Regions from separate parts of the Homo sapiens genome. Here region 2 is linked to region 1. Evidence: read pairs that join two places in POLR2A ChIA-PET (ENCODE). Cell type or tissue: A673. All regions are shown on one strand. Each heading gives the region's core, and the rest is flanking DNA. Links, peaks and the distances in the headings are about the cores only. Region 1 holds the start of SLC17A1 (solute carrier family 17 member 1). Region 2 overlaps TRIM38 (tripartite motif containing 38).

Region 1 (15,928 bases), core at 4,474-8,473:
TTCATGTATCCAACCCAAGGTTACCCCCTGGTAAAAAAAATGCACACACAATTCCCTCAACTGCAATCTATATCCTTCTGCCCCATCAGGGCCACAATGGCTGTTAGTTAACAAAAACCCATTTCTCTCTCTCTCTCCAAAACCAAACAGCCTTCACATCCTCCCACACCAACATTCCCTATCAGACCCTCACAGGGGCTTCCCTTGCTAATAGCTATTCAACCTGGAGAAACAAAATGTCGGAACAAAAAGTTTGTCCGGGATTCAACCCCTATCTATCTTCTCATAGCTCGCTACATTCACTTACAACTTTTGCCTCTCAATCCCCGGTCTTTTCTTTCTGTATGGCACAAACTCTTATCTTTGCTTGCCGGCAATTTGGTCAAGAACGTACACCCTGGTTTCAATCTTCAAACATTAGCATTTTGCTAAACAACCAGACCATCCAGGTTCCTTTGGTAGCTTCTGTTTCATCTTCCTCCACACGCACTAAGCGGGCTCTACATCTTATTCCTCTGGTAACAGGATTAAGCATCTCAGATGCACTTGGCACTGGAATAGCAAGTATATCAACCTCAACTTCCCTATATTGAAAAAATCTCTACAGTCCTCTATAATACCTTAGAGGACATGCATACTTCCATTGCAAGCCTCCCAAGGCAGATAAACTCTCTTGTGGGAGTCATTCTCCAAAACCAAAGGGTCCTAGACCTGCTAATCACTGAAAATGGGGGCACATGTGTATATCTCCAAGAAGAATGCTTTTTAATGTTTATGAATCTGGTATTGTTCGCGAAGAAGCCCATGGGCTCCGTAACAGGGATGCAGAAATCCAACATCAAGTCACTAACTCTTGGTAGCACGGGTCATCCCTCCTAAAGTATACGCCTTGGGTAACCGCTTTCTTAGGACCCCTAACCTTCCTCCTCCAAATACTAACAATTGGCCCATGTGTACTCACCTGCATATCCTGCTTTATCTCCCGAAGGCTGAACTCCCTTGTCCAGGCAACCACCCAGAAACCCATTGATGCCATCCTTCTCCTCTGCCAAGTTTGGTATCAGCAGCTCCAGGAAAACAACTCTGAAGTTGGACACCCACTACTTCAAAACCCCAACCCTGATAACAGAGCCCCTGTTCAGCAGGAAGCAACCAGATAGTCAACAACACCCCTTTCCCTTTTATATTAAAGTAGAAGGCAAGAATGTTAGTCCAAACTACACCACTTTGTAAGCCTCCCCCACCGCCATTTCTCAGACCTTGGTCAAAGTGAAACATTCCATGGGGGTTTGGGCCATAAGAAACAGCCTGCCTCTTATCATATTCTGCTGGGAGAAAGTGTGAAAGTGCAAAGAACACCACATTCAGCCGGAAAAAGGGCTAGAACGGCCTCATCCTGGGAACACGTAATCAACATTTTCCCAGGCATTAGGCCGCGCCCCTGCCAGATCCCTCCTGCCCAGAGCTATAAATTGCCCCAGTCTTTAAGCAGCGGTGGGCCCTGACATTAAGCTGGTCTCCCACATCTGTAGGTCTAATGCTGGACATAAAGCCAGCATTTGCTGTTAAGCCAGTCTCTCTCTCTCTCTCTCTCTCTCTCTCTCTGTGTGTGTGTGTGTGTGTGTGTGTGTGTATGTCTTTCTTTAACCCATGCCTTCCCTTCAAAACCTGATACCCTGTAGCCAACCACTGATGGATACTGGCATATAAATACTCTAACTTCTGTACCTTTGGTTAGGATGAATCTGAGGTGCAGACTACACTGTTCCCACTGCTCTCTTGTAGCATTAGTCCAAAATTACCTTCCTCCAGACTTGGCTTGTTTTTGTACCCTTGTTTGGTCTCCTTTCTTTCCCTGCCCACTTCCCAACCTCCTTACTATTTTTGTTGTTGGTTTGTTTTCCCGAAAATACCATTACATCACTTTAACATTAATCTTCATCTCAGGATCTGTTTCTGGGGAAGGCAGCAGTTGATTTTGGCAATCCTATTAGTATTATTTTCATGTTAATACAGGCATGCTATAATAAAGCAAAAAAGTATATTCATTGGGAACAAAGATATTCAACAAAAGAGAAATATGTAAGACTATAAAATCAAAGGAATTTTGAGAATAGCCCTAATCCTAAATTTGAATTAGAAATACAAGGAAAAAATTATAATTTCTTTTCAAAAAAATACCCTTTTCAAGTTCTTCCACTGAAAACATCTAAAAGCAGTGAGAGCCAGGAACAATGAGCACTTAGTGTTCAGAGTGTGGTCTCTAAACATTATTTCCTGCTGAAAGGAGCCAGCACTTCCTAAGAAAGCCCAGATCTGATAATAGAAAAGAAAAAAAAGAAAATATATAAGAGGAAGCTGGAAAGTTTTTTGTGTGTTGGAAGACAAGAAAGCTATTCAAGACCACAAGAGTCATATCATAATGACATGGAAATCAGCTTGAAGGGACTCCCACTGACCAAAGAAGGAACAATTGGAGCATCGAAAAGGAATAAGAACTGCAATAGACTGTAAAACATCAAATAAAATCCATGAGGTCATAATAGTACTTGGTCATTTTTGCTAAGACACTAACTTATTTTAGAACTTTATCAAGTAACTATGGTAACTTTCCTATTAAATCTGTATTTCCAGCTTACCAAATGTTTGATAAAGTAAATTTCCTTTTTTATAAAAAAATTCTAGCTCATAAATGAAGGAGACATGATAGAATTAGAAAATCACTATTTTATAACTTCTTTTTTTTTTTTTTTTTCGAGACGGAGTCTCGCTCTGTCACCCAGGCTGGAGTGCAATGGCGCAATCTCTGCTCACTGCAAGCTCCGCTTCCCGGGTTCATGCCATTCTCCTGCCTCAGCCTCCCGAGTACCTGGGACTACAGGCGCCTGCCACCATGCCCGGCTAATTTTTTGTATTATTAGTAGAGACGGGGTTTCACCGTGTTAGCCAGGATGATCTCGATCTCCTGACCTTGTGATGCACCCGCCTCGGCCTCCCAAAGTGCTGGGATTACAGGCATGAGCCACCGCGCCCGGCCCATTTTATAACTTCTAATCAAATGATAGATCTAGGCAACATTTACTAACTGTAGCTAAAAGCCATAGGTGAAATGTTGGTGAAAACTTTATTAATAAGTCAGGCTAAGAATATCTGAAACTACTGATTAATCTTACTACCACTAAAAGTGAGACAACCTGCTATTATGTGCCTCCCAACACGGAGCGATAGTACCCTGTATCATCCCATATCCCTGTGAATTGTTTTTGTGCTGAATCTAACCAAGCCTCTATATAAACCTCACGGTTTGCAGGATGTAAGGAAATACAAAAATATATCAAATAATCCTAAAAGCGAGCTATTAGCCAAACCAATTAGGAGAGACACTCTGCAAGGGATCCTGTTTTATTGTTGTTGTTTTTAAGTAATGGCAAATGTAAACTGGGAGAGGGGATTATTATAAAATAAGAGACATGACAGCCGTAACAATTAAGCGCCATTATGTGGATCCTATTCAAATCCTCACTTAAATCAAGCAAATATAAAGGACACAATTTTGAAGCAATTGGGAAAATTGTCATAAAGGTTGGATATTAGGTGATGTTAAGGGATTATTGTTTATTTACTAGATGTGCTGATACCATGTTAGTTATATCTTTTAAGGTCCTAATGAATTAGATAGCCATGCTGAATGTTTTATAGAAGAAATGACATAATGTCTGAGATCTGCTTTAAAATGCTACAAAAAACAACCATTGAATGTTGTTGATAACATTCAAAAGGCCAAATGAAAACTCAAATGGCCAAATATTGATAATTATTGAAGTGGGTGAATATGTACACAGTTATCTTAAACTGATCTACTTTTTTGTATGCTTAAACATTTCCATAATAAAATGATAAATTTAAAAATTTAATACATAAAACACAGAATCCAAAAGAAACAATTTCAAAGAATCTCACAGAGCAGCAGAAAGCTTTGGGGCCAGCAAACAGAAAGATGGTTCTCCTTCAGGTAATCAGTATCCAGAACTGGGATACTGATGGCAGATGGGAGTGTTATTATTTAACACATGGACTTTGAACAACTGCTGACCTAGGGGTTTCAATCACTAAAAGGGCTCCTCTTTCAGAAAATGCCAGAAATTGCCCAGCATGAAACAGGACAGTACAAACATTCTGCAACACACAGAAGAGGACCAGCAGAATCTGGACTTTTGAAAAAGAAAAAATCTAACTGAATAACAACATCAAAGTCTCCTGGGCAAAGGGGTTAAAGATTTACAACATTTCTTTAGAGGAAAAAAATAACTGGTTGAATTTACAGAGCATCTGCTATGTGCCAAACATTTAATGAGCACTTTAAAAGCATGATAAAAATTAAAAAAAAACTTGTTAAGCATGAAATAAATTACCTATAATGCAAAATCACTGATTTTAGTGCTTGGATATTTTTAAGTAATTAGTAGATTACCTTCAAAGAGTTCTAAGTTAAAAGTATTAGGGGCCAGGCACGACGGCTCACGCCTGTCATTCCAACACTTGGGAGGCCAAGGCACAAGGATTGCTTGTGGCAGGAAGTTTGATATCAACCTGGGCAACACAGCAAGACCCTGTCTCTACCAATTAGCTGGGTACAGTGTTGCATACCTGTAATCCCAGCTACTTGGGGCTGAAGTGGAAGGATCCCTTGAGCTCAGGAGTTCAAGTCTGCACTGAGCTATAATTGCACCATAGCACTCCAGCCTGGGTGACAGTGTGAGATCCTGTCTCTCTATGTTTTTTTTTTAATGTTTCTGGATATTGCTATAACCAAGTGGATGAACCAGAACCTACAGTAATTGCAGGAAGAGCCATGAGAGAAGCCACACCTTCCAGAGGACATGCCTCAATAAAATGTACCTCTTTCTGAGTATGCTGAATGTCAAACAGATGTACTGTTTAGAGAGGAGTGTGGAGGAGACAGGGTGAGGGAAGGAGGGAAAGCAAGGAAGGAGGGAGAAGGAAGAAGGGAAAGAGAAGGAAGAAAGAAAGAAAAAAGGAAGAAAAGGAGGAAGAAAGGAAGGAAGGGAATTAAGAGTAAAAATTTAATATGGCATTTATGGGGCATTTAGAAAGCCACAACATTCCTGTGAGAACAGCATTGTATACTCAGAGCCATCCTTAATAGAGAAATCTTGAGAGCACTTATGGCAGGCAAGCTCTACCTCCTGGGCAGGGAGAGAGACTAAGGGTGTCTGCTTATTATGCCATGAAATTACTGGCAGATTCCCAGTTTCTGGTCCACTGGATGATTTTGACCCACACACCTTCCCTGAAGCTTTAAGGAAAAGGTAACAGTAAAGTTAAAAATTAAGCTTTTAACTTCGACACAGTGATGTCAAAAGATTTGGTGAATGATTTATGGGGCTAAACTTGGTAATCCTAGAAAGTCAATATTGTGTAAAGTTGAGAGAAAAGTCTTCACAGCGGAAGAAGAAATCACTTTTTTGTCCCGAATCAGGTTAGTCTACGGGGCTCATTAAATGAAATGAGCAATCAGTTGATTCCCCAGAGGGCCGTAAGGGGGCATTCCCTGGCAAAGATATTATTGAAAGTACTTAGCAATAGGGGAAAATGTGGGGAGGGGTGGAATATGCCCTATCTTCTGAGGCTTTTCACAAGAGAAAAAAGAACATATTTTTAGCAATCAGTGTGAGGTTCACAGGGACACAAGGAAAGAGAAGTATGTGTTGTACAGTGTGTGATGCTTGTATAGCTGTGGTGTGCTGTGTCTGTAATGTGTGTGGCACACTGTGTACGCCTGGTGCATCTGTGCCCATCATTTATGTGTGTGTGTGGTTATGTGTGTGGTGTTTGTAGTTTGTACTTCCGTTTTGAGGATGCAGTATTGTAACGTATTTATATGTTTGGTTTGCTATGTGTCTGGAGTGTATGTGTGGAGAACATAAGGGGAGTTTGTACCATGTGTTTATGTTGTATGTATGTATGTGGTGCATACGTATGGGTGGTTTGTGTGTGCATTTGGTGTGTATGTATATATGTATTGAAATAAACAGCAGCCCCAGAAGAGGTTCCAATGTGTGATAATGATGGTTGACAAATTGCTTATTCAAAAATATTTTGCAAATCCAATCTCAGGACTTTGGTATCTTTGGGGCACTAGGTATCATATAATCTGATATGGTAAAATCCTGAGGTCTAACCTGACCAGCACATATTGGTGCTGAATTCTGATGGTAAGGGGTTGCCTGATAGGAGACTGCTCCATTCTGATTCTCCACTGAGCTTCCTGCCATAAAGCTTTGCATCAGTGGCTGCTCTATCCACGGAAACTGAAGATACGGACAGGGGCATGTGGACGTGTAACGAATGATTAGCCTCTGCTTGAGTTGATCTTATCAATAAGCAGATAGTATCTTCCAGCTCTATTAAGATACAGGGGGAAAAAAGGAATTTGTTTTACCTTTGCTTACTCCTTTTCTGACATTCTTCCTTTCTTTTCATACTGCCGAGTTTCTGACCTATAGCAATCTCCTTCTGCCTGAAAGGCTTCTTTTAGTGTTCCTTACAGGGCAGGTCTACTGGCAATGAATTCTTTCCATTTCTCACTTTGGAGGAATATTATCACGGATTTAGAATTCTGGATTGGCAGGGTTATTTGTTTGTTCTCTGTAGTTTTCAGGTCTTCCATATATTTTTAATCAACCAAAACAATCACAAAAGTAAAATAAATATCAAGGGAAGCACATAATGGAGGTGAATGGGCACTGCTGTGATGGAGCAAGTTATCCTTGGAAGCGGTTTTAAATCAGAGAGGAGTACTGGGTAGTGTTTGGTCAGTTGCCTCTCTACATTATGCTGACATCAACGTGTTTTGCACTCACAGTGGGTGGAGGCAAAACCCTTCAGCAAGAAGAGAAGCAACTTCAGCCGTGTATGCAAATGGATAACCGGTTGCCTCCCAAAAAAGGTAGCACTTTATTCTGTTCCATTAAACAGGTGTTCTTTTTCTTAAATATTACATCACAGATTCCATGTGGAAGAATATTTTTGTGATATACATATGGGGTCTTAAAAATGTTCAGAAAAGAAGGTAGAAGAAACCAGTCCTACTATGGTTTTCCACCAGAAAAGCCCTAAATAAAAAGATTCTACATACTCTGGTGGCTTACACTTTATTTTCATTTTTGCGCACTTGTCAGTTTATCATTTAGTGGAAAATATCAGAAAAAACTGGGCTATTTTGGTTCCATCTCCAAGAGAAAGAGAGATAGATCTGTAAGTGGAAGTAAGGCAGGATGAATGTTCTTGAGTCCCTGCATTCTTGGACATCAACAGCTGAATGTGTACTGAATATTTTTTGAGAGAAGCTGTTTATTTTAGGCAGGGTAGTGTAATGACAATAAAGGATTACTGCTATTGGTTTAGCGTTGTGTCAATGTCATAGGGGACAAAATCCCAGAAAAGGAGATGAGCGATAGATTGTATACTTTTTCAACTTATGAAAAAGTTACTGTATATTAAATTATGTATTTCTTCTTGTATCAACTTTGATACTTAATTATTTTGATTGTTTAAGTTGTCCATTTAATCTGCATTCAAAGTTTATATATATATGTTTTTTTCTATATATTATTCATTTCTGCCCTTATGCATTTAATTCCTTTTAGACTTTTTGGGTTTGTTCCTTTGCTCAGTTTCCAAGTGTTTAAATTCTTTCTTTTTTGATAAATATATTTACAGATGCACATTTTACTCTGTCCATGAGTTTGATATGCGGTATTCTTATTACTCAATCCCAAACACTTTAGAATTCCCCCTGTGGTCTTCTTTTTAACTTAAAACTTGTTTAGACATAATTCATGGACTTCCTGGAGCAATGTGGAGGAGAGAAATGAGTAAAACTCAAAAGCATACCCCTAAATGACTAAGACAATGAGCCCTTCTCTGACATGGTGACAATGACTTCCCTTTTACCATGTAGAGACTCCTGCAGGTGTGTTTACAAAGTTTCTGATAGCTTTCTAGATCCATTCACTTCCCTATGATACTGAGTTTAGGCAGCAAATCAAAGGAAGGGCTGGCTGATGATTAAATTTCTCAGGGGTATTCTTTTACCCCCTTCTATTCAGCTCTTAAGTTCATATGGCACAAAATTTCTTGGCAGTCCACTGACAAGATAAGGGGGCAATGTGTTCATCCTCCATTGAACCATGTAAATCTTTGACATCCAAGCATTTTAGGAGAGGGTCTCCTACTATACACTATCGCATCGCTAGGACCTTGGTATTTGATTCCTGTTGTCCCCATATCATGGAAGGCCAAAAATCCCAAGATCAAAAGTCCACAGTGAAACATCTGACTTCAAGGCCCAACTTATGTTTTGAGGCCCCCATCTTCACTAAGCCCTTGGCCTGAATATTTCATCTTTCCTCTTAGATCACCCATGCTTTTAAAAAAATGGTTTATTTTAAGCATATTTTATCTAATATTCTTATCTTTTAACAACGGAAGCTCAGTTGGCCAGAAAACTAGCCAACTATTTGTTGGGTACTAATGCTTTTTTTCATTTAACAGTTTATCTAAAGAGTATTCCACAATTTTTGGCAGAGATTTTCCTTAGCATTTTTATAGCTGCAAATGACTTTGGTATGGATGGATATATTATAATTTATTTAAATGGTCACTGATTTATAAACATCTAATTTGTTTACAGTCTTTTGCTAGTTCAAACGATTCTATAAGAATGTTGCAAAATGATATAAAATTCAATTCGGTAAGATGATGTAAAATATTTATTATCTAATAAAATAGCTTCCAATATATAAAGCAAAATAGTCTTATGAAAATTATAAAGACACCAAATCCTAAATAAAATATTAACAGAACAAAACAAATCTAAGAATTTATAAAAACATTAAAAAAGCAACCACCAACACTAAGTCAGGTTTATTCTTAAAATAAAAGAGTAACTTAATGTTAGAAAATGTATACATGTCACTCCACACAAATTAATTGAAAGAGGAAAACAGTATGATTATCTCAATAGATATAAAAAATCTATTTATTTATGATATTAATATTTATTTGCAATAAAAAATTCTTAGTTAACTATGAATGTGCAGTAGACAGAATTCCAAGATGGCACCCAAGCTCCCTGGCCCCTGTTTTATTCTTGGGTGGAACAATGAGCACAGAGGATACAGCCCAAAGCCCAGAGGGTGGAGCCAAGAGCCACAAGAATTATCTCCAGACCTTATGAAAAATCCAACATTGGCCTGGCTGAACTTCAGAACCTTTATGGATCGATGACTCCTTTTCTCCTCTATTTTTCCCACCTTGGAACTGGAATGTCTATAGCTTTATCCTACACCTGTTCCACCATTACGTGGTAAAAGTGTTAGGGGCATATAACTTGTCTCTTTAGTTTCACAAGCCCACAGATAGAAATTGTGCCCTAGGAGGGATTAATCATAGGCCCCTCTTCCACACCTGATTTAGATGATGAGATTTTGGACTTTGTGCTATGAGATTTTGATGAGGTTTTGAACTTGAGCTGATAATGTAATAAGATGAAGAATTTGGGAAGCTTGAAATGGGTGAATATGTTTTGCACGTGAAATGAACATGAGTCTTTAAGGGCCAGATGGTGGACTGTAGTAGGCAGAATTCTAAGTTTTCTCTCAAGATTCCCAGCCCCTGGTGTATACACACTTTCTCCCAGTTATTTAAGCAAACATTAAGCTAGGTGCTGCTTCAAGGGGTTTTGCAGATGTATTATGGTCCCAAATCAGTTAATCTTAAATAGCGAAATTATGCAGTTAGGAGAGATCTAATCACATGAGCCCTTTAAATCTGGTTGTACAGGTCAGAGGCAGAGTAGCTAGATTCAAAGTGTGAGAGGGATTCAACATAAAGTAGGTTCCCATTGCTGATTTTGGAGATGGAGGGGGCCATATAGATTAACTTTGCCTGTTTTTGAACTTCATAAAACTAGATTCCTATAGTATATACTGTCTGGTATCTAGCTTCTTTAACTGAACATGTTTTTGTTGAAATTCATCCAGATTTATCCAAATTGTTGTGTATAAGTAGTTCTTTCCTTTTATTTCTGAGTAATATGCATTGTATTAACATACCATGATATGTCCATTCTTTCCAAACATTCTGCTATTTTGAATAAATCTACTATAAACATTTCTGTATGTGTTGTTTTGTAGACATATACCTGTATTTCTCTTGAAAAAAATGCCATTTGTTGAAAAACACTTTACTTTCCTCCAATGGATTGCATTAGTACATTTATTTTTAAAAAGTTAACCATATATGTGTATCTGTTTCTGGACTCCCTACTTTCTTCCATCAATGAACTTGTTTGGCTGTACACCAACTGATTACTCTAGCTTATATCAATAAGTAATTACATTTTTTTAAAATGCCATTTTTTTCTCTGCATTGGGCATATATAAGTCTTTCAACCAGAGTATTTTTTAAATGTTGGAAAAGGAATAGTTTTCTTGACAGAAAATGTCTTTGTTGTAATTAGGGGGACTTATGTCCAAGAGTAACACAGGGTATTTATAAAGGGTCTTTTAAAAAATAGACTTGAGCCAAAGAACTTGAAAGATTGGCTTGATTTTCTTGGAACTTCTAGCTGGAAATACAATTTTAAGGAGAATATGGTATTATTATATCAGTCTCACATCTTCTTATTATATAATAATTATCAAAGGTCATTAAGTACAATAAAATTTTAAATTAATATCTAGGGCTCCAAATTTCTGAATGTCCCTCCTATAGTTAAAGTATGTTTTTATCTCAGCTCTGTCAGCAATTGCGACTTTCTGTTTTACTTTGTAGTTCCAGGTTTCTGTTCCTTTCGCTATGGATTGTCTTTCCTTGTGCACTGTTGTAATGTTATAATAACAGCACAGCGTGCGTGCCTGAACCTCACAATGGTAGTCATGGTGAATAGCACAGATCCACATGGTTTGCCCAACACCTCCACAAAGAAGCTCCTGGATAATATAAAGGTACATCAATAATTTTCCCCACAGTCAAATGTTTAAAAGCCTGTCTTGCTAACTAATTTGTGTAGATATGGAATTGTACTGATATGATACTATATTTGAAAAAGAAGCTCAAGTCTTCATCTACCTTGCCAGGAGTGACCTAAATAAAATGTCCCATGATTAAAGTATGCCTCAGTATTTCTGAAGGGCTTGTTGTGTAAATCCTTCTATGTGAGAGAGAATAAAACCCAAGAGTTAGGGCTTCTTTACAATCAAGAAATTTGGACAAGAGGAAAAAAAGGGAAAGCATTTTAAATTAGGAGTGGAAGGTGAAGACACATTACATTTTTAAAGTTTTTGACTTGCAGGATATTTAAATGTTTCATTAATTTCATCTCTGGAAGATAATCAGTTGTTATCTACCAGAAGATGTAGATGCAGCAAAAAATAAAAACAAGATAGGTAATGTCAGTAAAGAGATGGAAACTATAAAAAGAATGAAAAAGCAATACTAGAAATCAAGGAAATTATAACAAAGAATGCTTTTGAGGGGCTCATCAGTAGACTCCACACCACTGAGGAAATAATTAGTGAACATGAATATGGGTCAATAGAAACTCCCAAAGTTGAAATGCAAAGAGAAAGAGAATTTTAAAAAATTAACAGATCTTTCCCAAATTGTAGACAGTATCAAATGGTGTAACATGTGCATGACCAGAATGCCAGAGAGAATAGGAAACAAGAAATATTTTTTTCAAAAATTGGCTGAGAACTTTCCATAATTAATGACAAACATCAAACCACAGATCCAAGAAGCTCAGAGAACACCAAACAAGATAAATAGCAAAAACAAAAACAAAGAAAAGCCACCTAGGCATACCATATTTAAATTGCAGAAAACCAAGACAAAAAGAACATTTCAATAAAACCAGAGGAAGAAAATACCTACAGAGGAACAAATATAAGAATTACAGCAGACTTCTTATCAGAAACCATGCAAATAAGGAGAGAAAAGTGAACTTTTTAAGGTGTTGAAAGAAAGAAAACCCCTGCCAACCTAGAATTCTGTATTCAATAAAATTATTGACAAAACTGAAAGACTGTAAAATTTCAAGCTGTAGCTATAACTTGAGAAAGCCTTTATTGTCTTTCAATTTTTGTCCTTCAATTTTCCCTTCATATATACGAATTTACTGCCAGCAGGCTTACCACAAAAGAAAAGTTAAAAGATGGTAGATTTTAATCCAACTATATTGATAATCACTTTAAATGTGAATGTTCTAAACACACCAGTTAAAAGACAGAAATTGTTAGAATTGATAACAAATAAAGATCCTCAAATATTCTATCTACAAGAAATCCTGTTAAAATATAAAGACTCAGATAAGTTAGAAGTAAAGGGATGAAGAAAGATGTAAACTATGCAACCATGAAAACACAAATCAAAAGAAAACTGAAGTAGCTATATTAATTTTAGACAAAGCAGAGTTTATAGCAATGAAGATAACCAGAGATAAAGAGGGCATTACCCAATGATAAAAAGAGTGAATTATCCAAAAACAAATGATTCTAAACATGTGTATCCCTAACAACAGAGCAGCAAAATATAGGGGGCAAAAACTGTGAGAACTGAAAGGAAGAATAGAAAAATACATACTTGGTAACTGTTTTCTATTTGTTAAATCTGTTCTTTGTTAATTTTTTTTTCATTCACATTTTGCCTTCTCTGGGTTTAACTGAGCATTTTATATGACTGAATTTTATCTCCTCTCTTGATATATCATTTATACCTGAAAAAACTATTTTAATAGCTTCCATAGGTTTTATAATATACATTTGTAATAATACAAATCTACCTCCAAATAACACTATACTATTTCATGTATCATGAAGGCATCTCGTAACAGAATATTTCCAATTCCTCTCTCCCATCTCTGTGACTACTGTTATTCATTTTATGTATCTATATGTTATAAATACTCAAAACATTCCTTCAACAAAAAGTTATCTTTTAGATCAATTCAAAATAAAATATTTTCCACTTTCATTTATTCTTTTTTAAATTTTTTGTTTATTTATTTATTTTTTAATGGCATGAAGGGCATCATAGTTTATTTTTAAAAATTGTACCACACTGATCATGATGACCAGCATACACATGATAATGGCATTTATTCTTTTCTAATGGTCTTACTTCTTAAATGTAGATCCACATTTTTTAGCTATATCACTTTTCTTCTGCCTGAAGAACTTCTCTTAACATTTTTTTGTGGGTTGTGCTTTTGTTGTTGCATATAAGAAATCTTTGCATAACCCAAGATCAAAAAAAATTTTCTGTGTTTTAGAAGTTTTATAATTTTTCATTTTACTGTTAAATCTATGATTCATTTTGAATTACTTTTTGTACATGTTGCATTAAATATCTTTTTTTACATATGGATGTACAATTTTTTTCAGCCCAATTTGTTGAGAAAACTTTTCTTTCTCCACTGAATTGCCTCTGAATGTTCATGGAAAATTAGTAGTTGGAGGTGTAACACTACCTACTGCTAATTTTAAGACTTACACAGAGTTATAGTAATAACGACAGTGTAGAATTAGTGTAAAGACAGAAAATAGATCAATGAAATATAATAGAGAGACTGACACACATATGAACAACTGATTTTTCAAGATATGCAAAAGAACAAACATAAAACTGAACTTCATCAGAATTTAAAATACTGTTAAGATAATGAAAAAACAAGCCAGTGACAGGGGCACATATTTGCTAATCATATCTTATAAAGAACTTCTATCAACACTCAATTAAAAAACACAACCCAATACAAAAATGGAAAAAAAAGATGTGAACAGCTATTTCACCAAAGGAGATACACAGAGGAAAAATACTCACATGAAAAGATGCTGTATATCATTTGACATTGGAGACAAACATCAACTACAAAGATAAATTACTGCACACTGATTCAAATGGCTAAAATTGTAATGATTGCAAATATAAAGTGTGTGCAGGAATGTGGAGGAACTAGAATTCTCCTACAGTCCTGGTGAGAATGCAATGTGGTACAACCACTTTGGAATACACTTTGTCATTTCATAAAAAATTAAGCATATGCCTACCATATGAGACAGCCATTCCACTGCTAGTTATTTACTGAAGAGAAATAAAAGCATATGTCCATTCAGAGACTTGTACATAAATGTTCTATAAACATTTTTGTCTAGCTTTATTTCTGATAGCCAAAAAACTGGAAATAACCTATATGTCCATCAGTAGGTGAATGATTGAACAAACTATGGCACATCCATAAAATGGAGTACTACTTAGCAGTATAATGGAATGAACTACTGACACAAAGAACAACATAGATAAAACTGAAGATAATTATGCCAAGTGAAATAAGCTAGACAATAAAAAAGAGTACATACCGTAGCATTCCCTTAATATAAAACTTCTAGAAAATGAAAACTAAGTTACAGCGACAGGCAGCAGATCAGTGGTGGGGGAGGGCAGGAGGGAGGAATTACAAAAAAAATAGGAGGAAGTTTTTGGAGATAAAGAATATGTTCACTGTCTTAATTGTGGTGATAGCTTCACAAATATATATATAGATACAGTTTATTGTGTCAATTATCTATTTTACATAAAATCTATTCTGTATGAAATCTATTTTGTATAAAATCTATTTCATATAAAGTGTTTTGAATTATATTCTTAAATATTTATGATATTCCAGTGCTTTGGTTTAAATACTGAGAACCTCATATTCTAGAGAAATGGCTACTCACGGGAGTTGTATTTTAGAGCCTTCACTATGGCTCTAAAAGAGGAGGGAGCTCTTGAGCTATAGAGCTTGAAAGATTTCTCTAGCACATGCATCAGCCCGCCACCCCATGAAACCTTTTGCCATCCCATGAAATTTCCTGTCACAATTCAGTTTACTGCTACATAAGGTACTACATTTAAAAATGAAGAAATAGAATACATAATTATTCTAAATAGAAAAACACACCAGAAAATTATTCCACAAAGCAGATCTAAATTGTAGTCTAACATTACAAAATAACCTAAAAATTAGTAAAGCAGTTATAGCTATGGAAGGAACACCATAGTGCAGTATCTACAATAACTCAAAGTAGACATGGCCAGACCACAAGAGGCTTTGCTTGGAGAGCAGATGAATGAAAAAAGGAAATTGACAGGAAAGGAATATGAAAAAGTCAAAACAAACATTTTAGAAAAAAAGACGAAATAAGAAAAACACGGAACAGACACACACAGATATTTTACCACAGTAAGAAACACTGATTATAGAAAAGAAGATGACAAAGAAGGTAGATGAGGAATATTCTGTAGTCAGTCTTCCCTCTTCCATCAAAGTCAAGGAGATTGTGTCATTATTCTTTTTTAAGTGTACCAACTTGACAGTTAGAAATTCTACCATAATTTTAAAGTATATATTCTTTTATTACTAATGGGATTACACATTTGTATATTTCTGTGACCTATGTTTATTGATCATTTCCATTTTGTTCTCTTATAAATTATCTATTGATACCTGGATACATTTTCCTTACTGAGGTATTATATATTTCTTATTCATTTATATGACTCATACAAATGAGTATATATATTTCTAAGATTTACTTAGAGTCATTTATACATTTATATGTGGAGTACTTTGTTCAATGGCAACTAGTTAATGCACTGTATAGAAAAATATAAACTGAGGATTTATCTTTCTGGTGTGAGTAGTTTCAGTATGAGCTCAGGGGATTTAAACCAATTCTGGTGAACTTTTTTTATTTTCTACATTCTGCTGTGGAGAGTGATGGCTTTAAGCCATAAGAAAAACTATCCAAGATTTTGAGTGATGTGTTCACATGCACAGGGAGAGTAGAACAAATGCCTG
Region 2 (15,928 bases), core at 6,105-10,104, 160 kb before region 1:
TATTGTGAATGTAAGAGGACAATGTTACAACTACTTTGAAAAAAGTTTGGCTGTTTCTAACATAAAATTAAACACTTATACAGCCCAGCAATATTTCTGGGTCATTTCTCCCAGATAAATGAACACATGTCCATACTATGACATGTACAAATGTTCATACTGGCTTTGTTTCACAATGCTATAAACTGGAAACAACCCACGTGTCCATCAACAGGTGAATGGGTAAATAAATTGTAATATATCGGCCAGACGCAGTGGTTCATGCCTGTAATCCCAGAACTTTGGGAGGCCAAGATGTACGGATCACCTGAGATCAGGAGTTTGAGACCAGCCCATCCAACATGGTGAAACCCCATCTCTACTAAAAAATTAGCTGGGCATGGTCACGGGCGCCTGTAATCCCAGCTACTCGGAAGGCTGAGGCAAGAGAATCACTTGAACCGAAGAGGCGGAGGTTGCAGTGAGCCAAGACCATGCCATTGCACTTCAGCCTGGGCAACAAGATGGAAACTCCATCTCAAAAAAAAAAAAAATTGCAATATATCTATATCTTGGAATATTATAAAGCAATAAAAGGGAATAAACTACTGATATATACACAAAATGGATGAATCTCAAAAATGTGAAGGAAAATAAAAAATACATATGATATAAATTCCATTCATATGAAATTTTAGGAATGGGAAAACTAAGCTGTAATTATGGAAAGTACATCAGTGGCTGCCTGGGGCCAAGAGGATGGAAGAGGCGGCACAGGTGATACTACAAATGGAAACTATCTAGGTTGACGGAAGTGTTCTGTAACTTGATTACAGTAGTAACTGTTTGGGTATATAAAACGCATCAAATTGTATAATTAATACAGGTGTATTTTACTGTGTATAAATTATTCCTCAATAAAGTTGATTTTTCATTAAATATATTATTTGCTAAAATGAGGAGAGACAACTATTATCTTAAAATAGTTAAGCACAATAAAAATACTACAATCAACTCATTATATATGGAAATTAAAGGAGAAAAATAGTGGTATGATTAATTAAAATAAAAAGAAAACCTTCTAAATTTTATCTTAGCTCATAGTTGTAAAAGCTGCCATCCCTAACCAAGGCCACCCTTGACCCTTTCTCATGTTCCATCTTTCTGTTTGTTTCATAGTTTATGTCTCACCAAAATCTATCAGATAAACGTATTCATATGAAGATTTAAATATATTACATGTTAAGCCTTAGCGAATACTTCAATATCTAAAGAAGGTACAAACAAAACAAAAATCAACACTTAGTTATAAGAGATTACATACTCTCCAGGGAAGACCTGAAGACTAGCCCCTTTCTGGATCCCACTAGCCCCTCATCCCACTCCAAGCCCTCCCCTCCAATCCCATATGCACTGGGCATTCATACAAATAAGACCATCAGCTCTGGATATCTGTACTGATTGATGCTCCTGCTAACTACCTGAATGATTGCGATGTAAGGACAGCACTGCCTGAATCCTATTTATCTCTCGCTATGCCATAGCGGCCTTCCATGCTGATGGCGTGTTTGAGGATCCAGAGGGGTCTTTGGTTGGCAGGATTGTTTTATTTCCCCAAGAGGAGAGCCTTGATGCAAAAATAGGTGAAGAAATCAGTACAACAAAACAGAAAGCCTAGAAACTACTATGAACACAATAGAGCAGAAGTAGCCTTAAGAGTTGGTGGAGAAAGGATGGTCTATTCAATTACCTGGGCTGAGAAACTGGCTTTCATATGGAATAAAAATAAAATTATAGCTATACCCCATATCATACACAAAAGTTTCTACATCTAACAAAGACACAGATAGAAAATGTTTTAAAATTTTAGAAGAAAATAGTGCAGAATTTTAGTGCAGAATTTCTTAGACTAGATGCAAAAACAAAAATGATTAAAGTGGCCAGGCACGGTGGCTTATGCCTGTAATCTCAGCACTCTGGGAGGCCGAGGTAGGTGGATTAGTGGAGGTCATGATTTCGAGACCAGCCTGGACAACATAGTGAAACCCCATCTCTACTAAAATACAAAAATTGGTAGGGTGTGGTGGCTCACGCTTTTAATCCCAGCTACTTGGGAGTCTGAGGCAGGAGAATCACTTGAACCTGGGAGGCAGAGGTTGCAGTGAGGGGAGATGGCGCCACTGCACTCCAGCCTGAGCAACACAGCGAGACTCTGTCTCAAAAAAATCTAAAAATAAAAAGATTATTTTTAAAAGACTATTTTAAACAAAAAAAATCGTTTAAATGATATGACACACTACATCTAATATTTGGAAAAGTACTTCTTAATACTTTTAATAAAAAGAGGCGCTGAGAGCATACAACCTATCCTCAGAAGAGTGTTTGACCTCTAGGAGGGACGCAAGCGCGTTCTTCCTTCATTTTAACTGGTCATTTTCATTTATTTCAGGAACATCTGAAGTAAACACAGTCACACGTTAACCTTTAAAAATCTAGGAGGTGCGTACGCATAGTTCCATTACTTCAATTTTTGTACTTTTGCATTTTAAAATATCACAGGGAAGCTCGGTACAGCTTCAAGGCTAGGAGGGGTGGCTCTCTCTTAAGCCCTGTCCCCGCCAGCCCCAGACCTCTCGTCCCGCCCCCATTGCCCAGTCCCCACCCTCACTTCCCCATTTCCCCACTCCCGCGGTCTCTTAACGCACCTCGTTTTTCGTCCAGTGGACTCAGACCTGTAGTCTTCCACCAGGATCGGCTCCTTTCCCGGAGCTCTCGCTCTTAGAGGAAATTGAGAGAAGCATCAGCGGAGACCCATCTGTGGCTCTCCAGAGGGCGCGGCATTCAGACCCCAGATCCAGCTGTGAGAACGGACCCCAGGCTCACACCAGGCCTGCGGGAGGCGGCCCACCAGAGGCGCTAGAAAACAAGCCTCGCGGGGAGGCGCGCAGGGCGACTGCAAGCTGTAGGGGGCGCTGGCGCCCTCACAGGCCAGGGGCAGGGCCGGCGCTGCGGGCGGGGCTCCTGCGGCGTGAGGGGCGGCCCCAGGCCAGCAGCTGCGCCCTGGCTGGGAGCCGGGGAGCATTTGCTGCTCTGCTGGACCCTGAGTCTGGCGGCGGGCGGCCTCCTCTCCGCTCCCCGCCCGCCATCCCCCAACTCCCGATCTCTCTGCTGCGTCTGGCCTCAGGCTGAGACCCCAACGAATCATTCCCCGCATGGGAACATTTTATGATATAACTGAATTCAGTTTTATGTATAACTGAATTACGGATATGAGAATCTCAAATGAGGACGAATGGTTTTTACGCACAAAACATGAGACACAAATCTGTAAGAAATATAAAGTCGTGACCACGTCCTTTCAGAACTTTAACCTGTTTGCTGAAGTACGTCAGTAACAATGGCAGGGAAAGGGTATCTTAAATTTCACCACAGCCTCAAAGAGGCCATTTCGTGGATCCGCTGAGGCTTGGAGTCGGCCTTCTGACCACGAGTCCTGCGGCTATGAAAGAGGAAGCCGCGGTTCAGGGCGTCCTCGCGAGTCGTGCAGCCCGCCCTGCTCCAGCTGGGGACACCGGTGGTCACGGCGCTTTCCAGCTGCAGATCCAGGCGGCAGCCCAAGATTTGGTCCAGCCGCCAAGGGGTGGCTCGAGTGACTGACGGGCCTTGAACGCTCCCAGGACCCACATCTGGAGAGGGAGGTGGGGGTGGGGTGCTGAAGTCATTCTTGGGGCCCCTGGGGGCGGGCATGGACCTGGGTAAGGCCAGAGAAATTGACACCTCGTGACATCCCTGGAAGAGAAGTACGTTCAGTGTCACTCCAGAGCTGAAACCGCCTTCTGGCTGGTCCCTCCTCACCTACATACTTTTCTAATTTGTCTGGAGCAGGCCGGGCATCTGTATTATCTGGTTATTTAAATATCTGGTTATTTAAAAGCTCTCCATTAAATTCACATACACGAAAATAAAAATTAAAAAAAATTTTAAAAAAAAGAAACAAAAGCTCTCTAATGACCAAGTCCTACACGATAGTGAATAAATTTTTTTGTGTGGTCCCTAAAATTGAGTTCATGCCTTTTCTGAAGTAATAGACGCCCAGAGAAGGGATCGACTTACCCATCATGCCACAGAGATTAATTGGCCCCAGAATTCTTTAGCAGACCGTGTATATGAACGTCCTTTGCAATCATATAAATTAACTGGGAAAACCTCATTTAGTATGTTACATGCCTAGCGTTTTGTGCCTGAACACCTTACAAGAACCAGGGACTATTGCCCCAATATTATATTTCAGGAAAGGAAGGCCCAGACAAATGGTGTCACTGGTCCACTTTCACCCAGTTGGTAAATGAAACCAGAAATTATAGCTGTACCACAGAAAGGTGAAAACGTTTCTTTTATAATTTCACATACAATCTTTAATGGACCCAGTGTCCAACACATTAAAGCAAGTGCTCAGGAGTGACATCAAGATGTAAAAAATAGTCCTGTCCTCAGGGAGTTTAGGTCTTGGAGAAAAGAGACCCAAGGAGACACAAGACAAAGGGGAAAGAGAAGGAGCGCTGAAGACTGAGGACCCTGCCTGTGGACTGAAGTGAGGATGGGGACACCCGATGCCCGGAATATGACAGTTTGGAGGGGCCTGAAGGACTCTTCTATTCTCTATCAGAAAAACAGAATTACTCTCCTAACCAGAAAAGGTATTTCAATTTATATTTTCCATCACAGCACTTTTCTGGTGATAATTTAATGTGTTTTAAAAAATGTATCACAGTGATGGCCTGGTGTGAAATAAATAATAAAATTTTAAGAATTAAAAAATATAAAAATCTTTTATATAGACATTAGGAGTTACAAGGATAACTGTGAATTATAATTAGTAATTAAATTGAAATACTGATTATTTTCATTTTTATTTAATTATTTAATAAAACCTATTTAACATTTAATATTTATCAGTAATTAAATCTAATTGTTAATATTTATTATTATAAATTATTTTAGAATTAAAAATAAGTGTAGAAGCGAGGCATGGTGGCTCAAGCCTGTAATCCCAACACTTTGGGAGGCTAAGGTGGGAGGATTGCTTGAGCCCAGTAGTTCAAGACCAGCCTGGGCAACATGGAGAAACCCTGTCTCAATACAAAAAAATGAGCCATGTGTGGTGGTGCGTGCCTGTAGTCCCAGCCATTCTGGAGGCTGAGGTGGGAGGATGACTTGAGCCTAGGCAGTCAAGGCTGCAGTGAGCCCTGATCTTGCCACTGCACTCCAGTCTGGGCAACAGAGCAAGACCCTGTGTCAATATACATATGGACAAACTTAAAATTTAAAATGAAAGCATACTACTGATACAGAATTGAGTAGAGATGCAAAGCTAGTCCTATAACCAGAACAATAAAGATAAAAAGGAGAGTGGAAGAAGGTATGTCATGAATTTCATGATAAATGGCAATTGCAAATATCCTGTAGCAGAACAAAACAACAAAACTGTAGATAAAACATATCCAACCCTTTGGAAGGCCAAGGAGGGAGGATTGTTTGAGCCCAGAAGTTGGAGACCAGCCTGGGCAACATAGTGAGACCCTGTATCTAAAAAGGAAGAAAGAAAAAAAAAAAAAGGATGATAAAGTAGACAATATTGAAAGCCATTTTCTGCAAATACATAGTGAATTTGATCAGTAATTTTCTTCCAACAGTGCAAAAATGAATAGATATTAGTTGCCTGAAATAAAAATCAAATATCCAACAAAAAATATTGACTATCTAATAGTATCTAAGCTAGTAAATTTGGCCAGTTATAAAATGTCTTAAATTTTTATTTAAAAAAAGAAAACCATATTTATAAGAAGAGGTGATAAAGAGAAATTATTTCAGTTATGAAGATTTTGTTAGAAAACTATGAGAAAAAAACTATTTTTTGTTTTCAAAAAGTGAAAGATTAAGTTACCAAACAGTTGCTAAAGAATACCAGATGGCTGAGCGTGGTGACTTATGCCTGTAATCCCAGTACTTTGGAAGGCCAAGGCAGGAGGATCATTTTAGGCCTGGAGTTCGAGACCAGCCTGGGCACTGTAGCAAGACCCGTCTCTATTAAAAAAAAAAAAAAAAAAAAAAAAGAATACAAGACCTTGCTAACAATAGCAAAGATCAATTAATTCAAAATTTGAAAAACTGTAATTTATTTAGCTTTAGAGTACTCTCGTGATATGAGATTGCCAAATTAATACTTTGGGTGCATTTCTTTTCTCAAAGGACTTGCAAATTTACAAAGAAGTGTTGAAGAAAAGCCACACATTGGCAGGTAATGTTTGCAAAAGACAGATCTGATGAAGAACAATATTTTTAGAATATACAAAGAATACTTAAAACTCAACAGTAAGAAAATAACCTGATTTAAAGCAGGCCAATGACCTGAACATCTGTTCACCAAAGAAGATACACAGATGCAAGTATGCATATGAAAAGATGCTTGACATCATGTCATTAGGGAACTGCAAATTAAAACAAGTAGATACCACTGCATACCTAGTAGAATGACCAAAATTTAGAACACTGTCAGCACCAAAGGTTGCAAAGATATGTAGCAATAGTAACTTGTTCATTACTGGTGAGAATGCAAAATGTGCAATCACTTTGGAAGACAGTTTGGTGGTTTCTTACAAAAGTAACCATACTTTTACCATAAGATTCACCAATCACACTCCTTAGTATTTATCCAAAGGAATTGAAAACTTATCTCCACACAAAAACCTGCACATAGATGTTTATAGCAGCTTTATTCATAATTTATCCAAAACTTGGAAACAAGATGTCTTTCAGTAGGTAAGTGGATAACTGTGGTACTTCTGAATAATGGAATGTTATTTAGAGTTAAAAAGAAATGCATTCACTTTGGGAGGCCGAAGTGGGTGGATTGCTTGAGGCCAGGAGTTTGAGACCAGCCTGGTCAACATGGGAAAACCCCAATTAGCCGGGCATAGTGGCGTGAGCCTGTAATCCCAGCTACTCGGGAGGCTGAGATATGAGAATCGTTTGAACCTGGGAGATGGAGGTTGCAGTGAGCCAGTGCCACTGCACTTCAGCCTGGGCAACAGAGCAAGACTCCTCTGTCTCAAAAAAAAAAAAAAAAAGAAAGAAAAGAAAAAAGAAAAAGAAAAAGAAAAGAAACGATCAAGCCATGAAAACACATGAAGGAAACTTAAATGTATGTTACTAAAAAGCCAACCTGAAAAGACTGCATACTATATGACTCCAACTGATGCAGGGCAAGCAAGCCAAAAATTAGGGCTTAGCCCGGGAAGAATTCAAGGGTGAAGTGGTGGTGTTAGCAACTTTTACTGAAGCAGCAGTGTACAACAGCAGAACAGGTACTGCTCCTTGCTGAGCAGGGCTAACCCATAAGTAATGTGCCCAGAGTAGCAGCTCAGGGGCAGTTCTGCAGTAATATACCTGCTTTTAGTTAAGTGCATGTTAAGGGGGATTATGCAGAAATTTCTAGAAAAAGAGTGGTAACTTCGGAGTAGGTACAGAGGAAAGAAGTCGATAATGTCCTGTTGTTGCCATGGCAACGAAAAACTGACATGGCGCTGGTGGGCGTGTCTTATGGAGAGGTGCTTTAACCTCGTCCCTGTTTCGGCTAGTCTTCAATCTGGTCCGGAGTAAAGTCCCTGCCTCCGGAGTTCACTCCTGCTTCCTGCTTCACAACTGTATGACACTCTAGAAAAGACAGTAACTATGGACACAGTCAAAAGATTAGTTGATAGAAATTGGGTGACAGGAAGTGTTGAAAAGGCAGAACACAGGATTTTTAGGGCAGTGAAACTTCTGTGATACTATAATGGTGAATACATGACATTATACATTTGTCAAAACCCATAGAAAGCACAACACCAAGAATAAACCCTAATGTAAATTACAGACTTTCGTTGATAATGACGTGTCAATGTAAGTTCAATTGTAATAAATGTACTACTGTGGTGCTGGATGTCTATGGTGGGGGGACATTTTTGCTTCAATAGTTACAGTTGAAGTAAATGTTTGTGTTTCCCACAATGCATATGTAGAAACTCTCACATTCAATGTGATGGTCTTTGGAGGTGGGCTCTTTGGGTGATAGTTAGGTTTAGTTGAGATCCTAGCAGATCGAGTCTTCATGATGGGCATGATGGGACTGGTCCCTTATAAGAAAAGACCAGAAAGCTAGCTCTCTCTTTGCCATGTGAAGACATAGCAGGAAGGTAGCCATCTGCAAGCTAGGAAAGGGCCTTCACAAAGAATCAACTCAGACCTCAGAACAGTGAGAGATAAATTGTCGTTGTTTAAGTCACTCAGGCTGTGGTATTTTGTTTCAGCAGCCCAACCTAAGACTGTTAATTGGATTAGAAATTTCCTTTTGGGGATGGTGTGTGGCGGGCGGGGGGCGGGGAGTACCTTTGTTAAGCTTTTATATCAATGAGTTTGTAGGCTTTTCTTTTTTGGTCATTGACTAGGACAGTTTAAATAGTATGAGTGTGAAGGAGATTGTTGGTCATCTATTCGATGTCCCTTCTCTGTTTTTTAATATGAGAACTCCTGATTTTCAGCCAACTACCCTGGAAAAAAAGCTAATCTTTCTGACTTCTTAAGTGTGGCCATGTACTAAATTCTGGCTAATGCAAGGCAAGCCAAAGGTTTTATGATAGGTTTTAGGACACTAGAGTAAAAGAGAGCTGTTGCACACATGCTCTTCACCCTACTTTTGTGTCCTTTTTTCCATCCTACAACTTGGGTTGTGAGTATGATGGCTGGAACTTTAGTGGCTCTCTTGGATCCCAGGGGTAATTGAGGGGTGGCTGGAAGGAATCTGTGATTTTCTGGAGTTTCCATACACAAACAAGACCTGGATTTTCTGGGCTTCCCAGACTTCCACATCTAGACTTGCTTTAAATGGGAGAGAAATAAACTTGTTTCAGCCACTGTCATTTTGGGCTATTTTATAGAACTTAATCTAATCTTCAAGGGTACATGAATTGCTTTTCCTTAAAAAAAAAATCAGCCATAAAATCATCTTCTTTTTTCTTTTGTTCCCCACATTATTTAGTTGGAGCTCTGTAACTTTTTTTTTTTTTTTTTTTGAGACAAGGTCTTGCTCTGTCACTTAGGCTGGAATTCAGTGGCATGACCATGGCTCACTGCAGCCTTGCCCTCCTAGGCTCAAGCAATCCTCGTCTCAGCCTCCTGAGTAGCTGAAACTAAGGCACATGCCACCATGCCCAGCTAATTTCTTTTCTTTTAGAGATGGGAGCCTTGCCCAGGCTAGTCTCAAACTCCTAGCCTCAAGTGATCCTCCCATCTCAGCCTCCCAAAGTGACAGGATTACAGGTGTGAGCCACCATGCCTGGCTGCTCTGTAAGTGTCTGAATTTCATTTTGTATTTATCAGTCTGTTTAGATTTTCTTTCCCTTCTTGGGTCAGTTAGGCCATTGGTTTCTTTTTAAAGGTTTTCAAATTTATTTGCATCTAATTCTTCAAATTACTCTCAAAATTATTCCAGTATATATTCTTTTGTTCCTATTTTCTTCTGTATTCTTTATTAAAATAGCTAATGATTTATCTAGCAGGACTTATATTCTTTCCATAACTTTCCTGCACCCCAATTAATCTCCAATTTTATATTTCTTCTGGCCTTCCTTATAGTTTCCACAGGTTTATTTTATTCATTTTTTAAAACTTTTATTTAATTGTTTATTTTATTATCATTCTTTCTTATTCAGCAATCTAAGTGCTTAGGGATATAGAATTTCCTCTAAGCAGCATATGCTAGGCTTTAACAATGTTAGGGAGGCCTCCCCTTTCTGGGGAAGACCACACTTACATTAACACAGGACTGTGGGATGCCAAGAGGTAGAGAAGAGCTTATGAATATCCAGATTACATCTTCACTGATCCTGCACAAAGGTGGGGTTCCTCGGTTACCCACTGGGTCCTATTACCCAAGTCTGGGTCAGCATACCGAGACTACGGGTATATAGAACAAGTGCAACTGGCGATAATCCTTCTGTTGGGGAGAAAAATCTTTTTTTTCTATTCATCTTAGGTTCTCCATCTGTGGCCCTATCAAGTAGACTAACAAAAGACAGATTGACAAGACAGAAACAAAGCATGTGCATTGTACAAACACAGGGGAGTACTGAGATGAATACTCAAAAGAGGATTTAGAACTTGGGCTTATATAGCATTTTAAGAAAAGAATACATTTTTTAAGTGACAAGGAAGACGAAAAGGACTTTGAGTTTCTAGTGCAGTAAATTGTGGGAAGGCAACTTTTTCTTTCCCTTTTTTTTTTTTTTTTTTTAAAAAAAAAGACTTCTCTGGTGCTATGTCCAGGCTGATAAGAGTCTAAAGTCTCTGGTGACTAACTTTTGTTCTTCCCCGAGTAAGAAGACACCTTCACAATTTCATATCCTGCTTTTAGGCAAATAGGGAGAGGGCAGAGGTGTTTGTTTGTTTTTAATCTATTTTTTTTCTCAATTGTCTTCAACTCAAAATACTTCTTATGCCAAAGATGGCATATTCTGCTACCCTTCACTTACTACTTACAACCCAGCCTCTATCATCATAATTAGAACTTCTGACCCTGGGGAACATGGGCAATAGTTTGAACTCTTTTATATCTCCCTTAGGCAGAGATGGAGGCCCAGCCATGCCTCTGACATCTAGACACAACTGTTGCTTCATTTCTCCTATTCTCAGAGGTGATGTTGTAGGACTTCAACAAATATCAGTAAACATTAATTTTTTTTTTCCTTGAGGCACAGCATGATCTTGGCTTACTGCAGCTGCTGCAGGCTCAAGCAATTCTCCTGCCTTGGCCTCACGAGTAGCTGGGTTACAGGCCCCTACCACCATGCCCGGCTAATTTTTGTATTTTTAGTAGAGACAGGGTTTCACCATGTTGGCCAGGCTGGTGTTGAACTCCTGACCTCAAGTGATCCACCTGCCTCAGCCTCACATAGTTCTGGGATTACAGGCGTGAGCCACCATGCCTGGCCATCAATTTTTATGTCAACTCTAAATTATAACATTTAGCAATTTTGTGACTTTTTATGGTCATCATTAATGTTGTTTATGTTTTAGTTGTAGTCCTGTCATTACTCACTCGGGTATGGTAATTTGGTCTTTTTCAAAATGAAGTTAAGGTCTATTTGCTCTTCTCTGAATCATAATAAGAACTGCCAACAGCCATTTCAGCAATAACTATTTACTGAGATTTTAAAATATTTCAAGGTAATTGGTCCTAGCAGACTGGAAAATACCAAATTCTTTTCCAGAACTGAATCCCCCATCAAAGTTCAATTTTACTCATAATTCCCTTTTCATTTGAAGCATCTCATTGTAAGCCAGTCTTAACCCTTCTCTCACACTTTGCTTGGCTGTTTCTCAGGTAGAACTCAGTAAGTCTGGTAGCCTCCAGGACTGCCGCTTAGATTATTAAACAACATGTCAGTGGTTGGAAGAGTCAATGTTATTTTGATTTTTCTGTTTTGTTTTGTTTTAAATGCAGTTGGCGGATAATTGCAGCTTTCTTTCATTCCCTACATGAGTTCAAATGGCAGCAAACAAACTAGGAGAACGCAGACCTTCTGACTTGTGGGTACCCCTACTCATCACCTGAAGACCCTTGGAAATCAAAGCCCTGACCCATTAAAGACGGATGGAGACAGCAACATACGATCATCACTATTATCTTGCTTTGCCCCAGTCCAGGTTAACCATCTGTGGTATTTTTAGTTGCTAAGTCCATATATTCAACATAAATCAATTATATATCCACTAAAATCTCAGCACTAGTCTAACTACTAAGGAAATGACAGCGAAGAAAACAGACCAAACGTCTGCCCTTATGGGATTTATATTATTTTCTCTGTGCTGGTTAAACCAAGGAGCTTCTGCTCTTTTCCTTAGTCACCTGGGGGAGGCAGAAACAAAGGAGAATATTGATAAACCTGGAAATAGGGCCGGAGAGTATCAGAGAAGGAAGCCTTCGGGAAAGTAAAGATGTGGCAGCCAGTATTCCCGTTATAAAAGGATACAACTCCGGCCTCATAGTCCAGAAAAATTCCCACAAGCAGGGGCTGCTCATGCAGATGAAGGGAAGTTGGGGGAGAAGTAAGTGCTACATAGCCTTTCTTTTTGCACAGCCTGAGGGTCCAGAATCCAGACTGAGGCTCTTGCTTCATGCCAGTGCCCCTCTGCACATTTTCCATACAAACTCCTAAATCCCATCCGGTTCCTTCGCCAACATCCACTTCAAAGTAACGTCTTCCTGAGGTGAAGCCTTCACAACCCAAGACACAGGGGAAGGCAGTAAATCTCCTGGAAGATGTGTCCTGATTCTCCTGGGTGTATCCACGAGTCACTTGTCTCCGATCCTCAGAGAGAATTAGTTCGTGATGAGCTGTATCTGGATCCAGAGTCACACTAACTGCAAAACAAAACAAAACAAACAAAAATAATTTTGTTGCTGTGAAGAACACAGGTTATTTTATTTTATTTTATTTTGAGATGGAGTGTTGCTGTCACCCAGGCTGGAGTGCACTGGCACTATCTCAACTCACTGCAACCTCCACCTCCTGGATTCAGGCAATTCTCCTGCCTCAGCCTCCGGAGTAACTGCGACTACAGGTGCGCACCACCACAAGTGGCTAATTTTTTTAAATTTTCTGTAGAGATGGGGTTTCGCCATGTTGGCCAGGCTGGTCTCAAACTCCTGACCTGAAGTGTTCCACCCACCTCGGCCTCCCAAAGTGCTGGATTACACAGGTGTGAGCCACCATGCCCAGCCACAAGTTATTTTCAATAAAACCAGCCTGTGTTCAAACCCAACTATTGTTTCTTATAAACTGGGTGAGCTTAGGCAAATCATTTAACTTTCTGAGCCTCAGTTTGTTAACTATAAAGTGGAAATTACCGTATTTGTTGCAGAGAATGGTGGGTAGGATTGAATAAGCTTATGTTTGCTTAATGCTTGGTAAAATTCCTGGTACATGGTAACCACCTAATAAGTGGTAGTTGTTGGGGTGATCAGGCCCAACACCAGGCCGTGGGGGCTACAAAGTCCGGCGGGGTCAAAGGAATGAGAAAAGACAAGTTAAGAGTGCATAAAGTGGGTCCAGGGTGCCAGCACTAGATTGGAGGCTGCAAAGGCCCTAAGCTCTGGGAGCCCACACTATTTATTGGTGATCAAACAAAGAAGCAGGTGGTGAGGACGTGAGGGTAAACAGGTGAGGGCATGAGGACATGGGGGTAGAAAGGTAGTGGTGCATTAAGCGTAGCTGTGACAGTTTAGCATTTTCTTTGACACATGTAGAATATACTCTGCTGCTTGAGATAGTAGAGGACACGTTTATGAGTGAAAAGCAAGGAACCAACAAGTCTGTGCACTTTCCAGAGGCTATGAGGGGTTTTATGCCCTGAGCCCTGGGTTCCATCCAAGCCACAAGGGGTTTTATGCCCTAGGCTTAGATTTGTGGTGCGGCAGGGCAGCCTTCCACCATTTGGCACAGAGCTTGGTGTTCCAAAGGCCACGAGGGGTTTTGGACCCTGGACCCCGGACATCTTCCAAGACTCTTTTACATTATGACAGACAAGCCAGTCCTGCTTCAGCTCTTCTAACAACATGTAGTAATAATGATATCATCAACATCATCTTCGTCTTAATTATTCAAGGATGCCAAGGTACAGAACTAACCTGTTAATATGGTTACCATCCTGTCCAAAGTTCTTCTCCCATGCAGGACTTCCAGGAATCATGAGACAGTTGAGCAGAAAGATACCTTTTCCCTTCTCTACTGAATAACCACCAACATTGAGAATCAGAGAGGGAAAATGACTCAGCTAATGTCTTAGCTTGTTATTGGAAGACCCAGGTCTCATGACACATGCCTAGTCCCATGACTTTTAATTGTAAGCTCTTCTCTTTCCCCTCAGATAATGTTCCATAAGCATTAGTATGAGATAATAATACACTGAGGACCAATATACATGAAAAATATCAGACTAGAATCAAACAAGACAGAAAAAAGATCTGATAACCTAAAGTGAGATACTGAACAGTATGCAGTTTTAAAAATAAAAAATGGTAATAGGATGTTCTAACAAGAGAGTTAAGAAACCACTGTGCTACTGAGTTAAATGTTGATCAGTTGGTCTGTGACAATTAAGGAATTCAAGTATTCAGAAACACTTCCTGTGCTGGATGCTCTCTGTTTGTTCTTCCAAATAATCCCTCACTTTTCCCTGTCTTGCTCTGTGCCCAGGAAGGCTGACATGGACAGATTAACCAGGCTTTCCGCCCTCTGGCTTGGTTCAGCCAATGGGAAGCACCAGAGGAGACCATAGGGCACAAAGAAGCAGCCTTGGGAGTATTCAGTACCCCAGTCCCACGCTATGATTTGGAGGGTCTGCATTCCTCTGCCTCTGGGCACACTCTAGTATAGTTACAGCTCCCTACACCTGCCACTTGAGGCCCAGAGGAGGTGATGGCTCTCTAACTGTTCCTAGTTCTGGGTGCTTCCTGTTCCTTGTGGATTTCCCAACTCCTCACCTTTGTAAATACCCTCCTTTTTCAAACTCTATTCAGTTAGCTTTTATCAGCCTGACTCACAGAAGTTTGGGGTTTCAATTCATATTACCTGAATGACCCAGGAAAACCCATGTTGAGAAATTAAAATGTTTACGGGGTGGTAATACCACTTAAGAGAAAAAATATCAATTGGATTTTTAAAATTCCACCTATCTATTGGTGTGACACATCAACAAAAACATATAGAAAGATTGGAAGCTAAAAGATAGATAATATAGTCATATACTGTTATAGTATTATATCAAAAGATATTAAGTCAGAGCATTATTAAGAATGGAAGAAGGGCCAGGTGTGGTGGCTCATGCCTGTAATCCCAGCACTTTGGGAGGCCAAGGCAGGCGGATCACTTGAAGCCAGGAGTTCAAGACCAGCCTGCCCAACATGGCAAAACCCTGGCTCTACCAAAAATACAACAATTAGCTGGGCATTGTGGCACATGCCTGTAATCCCAGCTACTTGGGAGGCTGAAGCACAAGAATCACTTGAACCGGGGAGGCAGAGGTTGCAGTGAGCTGAGATTTCGCCACTACACTACAGCCTGGGTGACAGAGAGAGATTCTGTCTCAAAAAAAAAAAAAAAGAAAGAATGAAAGGAGTCACCTAAAAAAGATAACACAATTTTAAACATAAATGTACTACATTATTAGTGAATTCATGTTTAGAATTGTGTTAATATACAAAGCAAAAATTGTAGAATTATAGGAGAAATGGACAAATCTACAATCATCATGGGATGTTTTAACATTCTTCTTTCCATAATTGATAGATCAGGCAGACCAAAAGAAAGAAATAAGGGAAGATACGGAAGGTCTGAACAATCTAAGAAGCGCAATCTCATAGTCAATACATAAAGCTCAGCAATTGTTTAATAATAGTAAGCAGAGAATATGCAGTTTTCTCAGGTATAGATGGAACATGCACTAACTGAGTAAATACTAGGCAGAAAACAGTCTGAACAAGTTTCAATAAATCTGTATTACACAGATCATTTTCTCTAGCCTCAATATAAGATTATAAACCAATAATAAAAAGATGACTAAAAAGATTCTAAATATTAGGAAATGTAAACTACTAATAAGTCATTAGAAGATGTATAGAATGGAACAATAATAAAAAGTTATTTATAAAAATATACAATGAAGCTAAAGCAGAATTTTAAGGAAAATTTGTAGGCTTTAAATGCTTATCTTAGAAAAATTAAAAAGCTGAACATTAATGAGCCAAGCATCTAATTTAAATTTTAAAAAGAACATAGAAAGCCAAATATAATTTTTTAAAAAGAAAAAATAGATATTAAACAATATAACAGTGAAGTTAAAGAAAACAAGA

The links. Peaks named below come from ENCODE experiments on the same cell type or tissue, not always from the same donor. Only the 100,000 strongest peaks of a DNase experiment are listed, where the experiment ranks them.
Region 2: POLR2A ChIA-PET joins it to region 1 with 23 read pairs; 2 of 35 experiments call an interaction of 5 or more read pairs at or near these places.

The regions. Positions count from the first base shown.
Region 1 is chr6:25,821,566-25,837,493 of GRCh38, reverse strand. It overlaps SLC17A1 (solute carrier family 17 member 1), which reads left to right and starts at 5,442. Exons shown (of 13, transcript NM_005074.5): 1 at 5,442-5,500; 2 at 6,887-6,970; 3 at 10,861-11,033. The coding sequence starts at 6,937. LOC124901285 (a long non-coding RNA gene) reads right to left here and starts at 1,340. Exons shown (of 2, transcript XR_007059518.1): 1 at 962-1,340. In A673, for the core only: no CTCF peak of the experiment used is centred there; no DNase peak of the experiment used is centred there; H3K27me3 peaks cover 1,311 bases.
Region 2 is chr6:25,979,675-25,995,602 of GRCh38, reverse strand. TRIM38 (tripartite motif containing 38) reads right to left here. Exons shown (of 8, transcript NM_006355.5): 8 at 4,372-12,439. The coding sequence ends at 11,916. It overlaps LINC02980 (long intergenic non-protein coding RNA 2980), which reads right to left and starts at 2,936. Exons shown (of 3, transcript NR_186645.1): 1 at 2,685-2,936. RefSeq lists an enhancer at 2,618-2,827 and a silencer at 2,818-3,127. In A673, for the core only: no CTCF peak of the experiment used is centred there; no DNase peak of the experiment used is centred there; H3K27ac peaks cover 1,002 bases.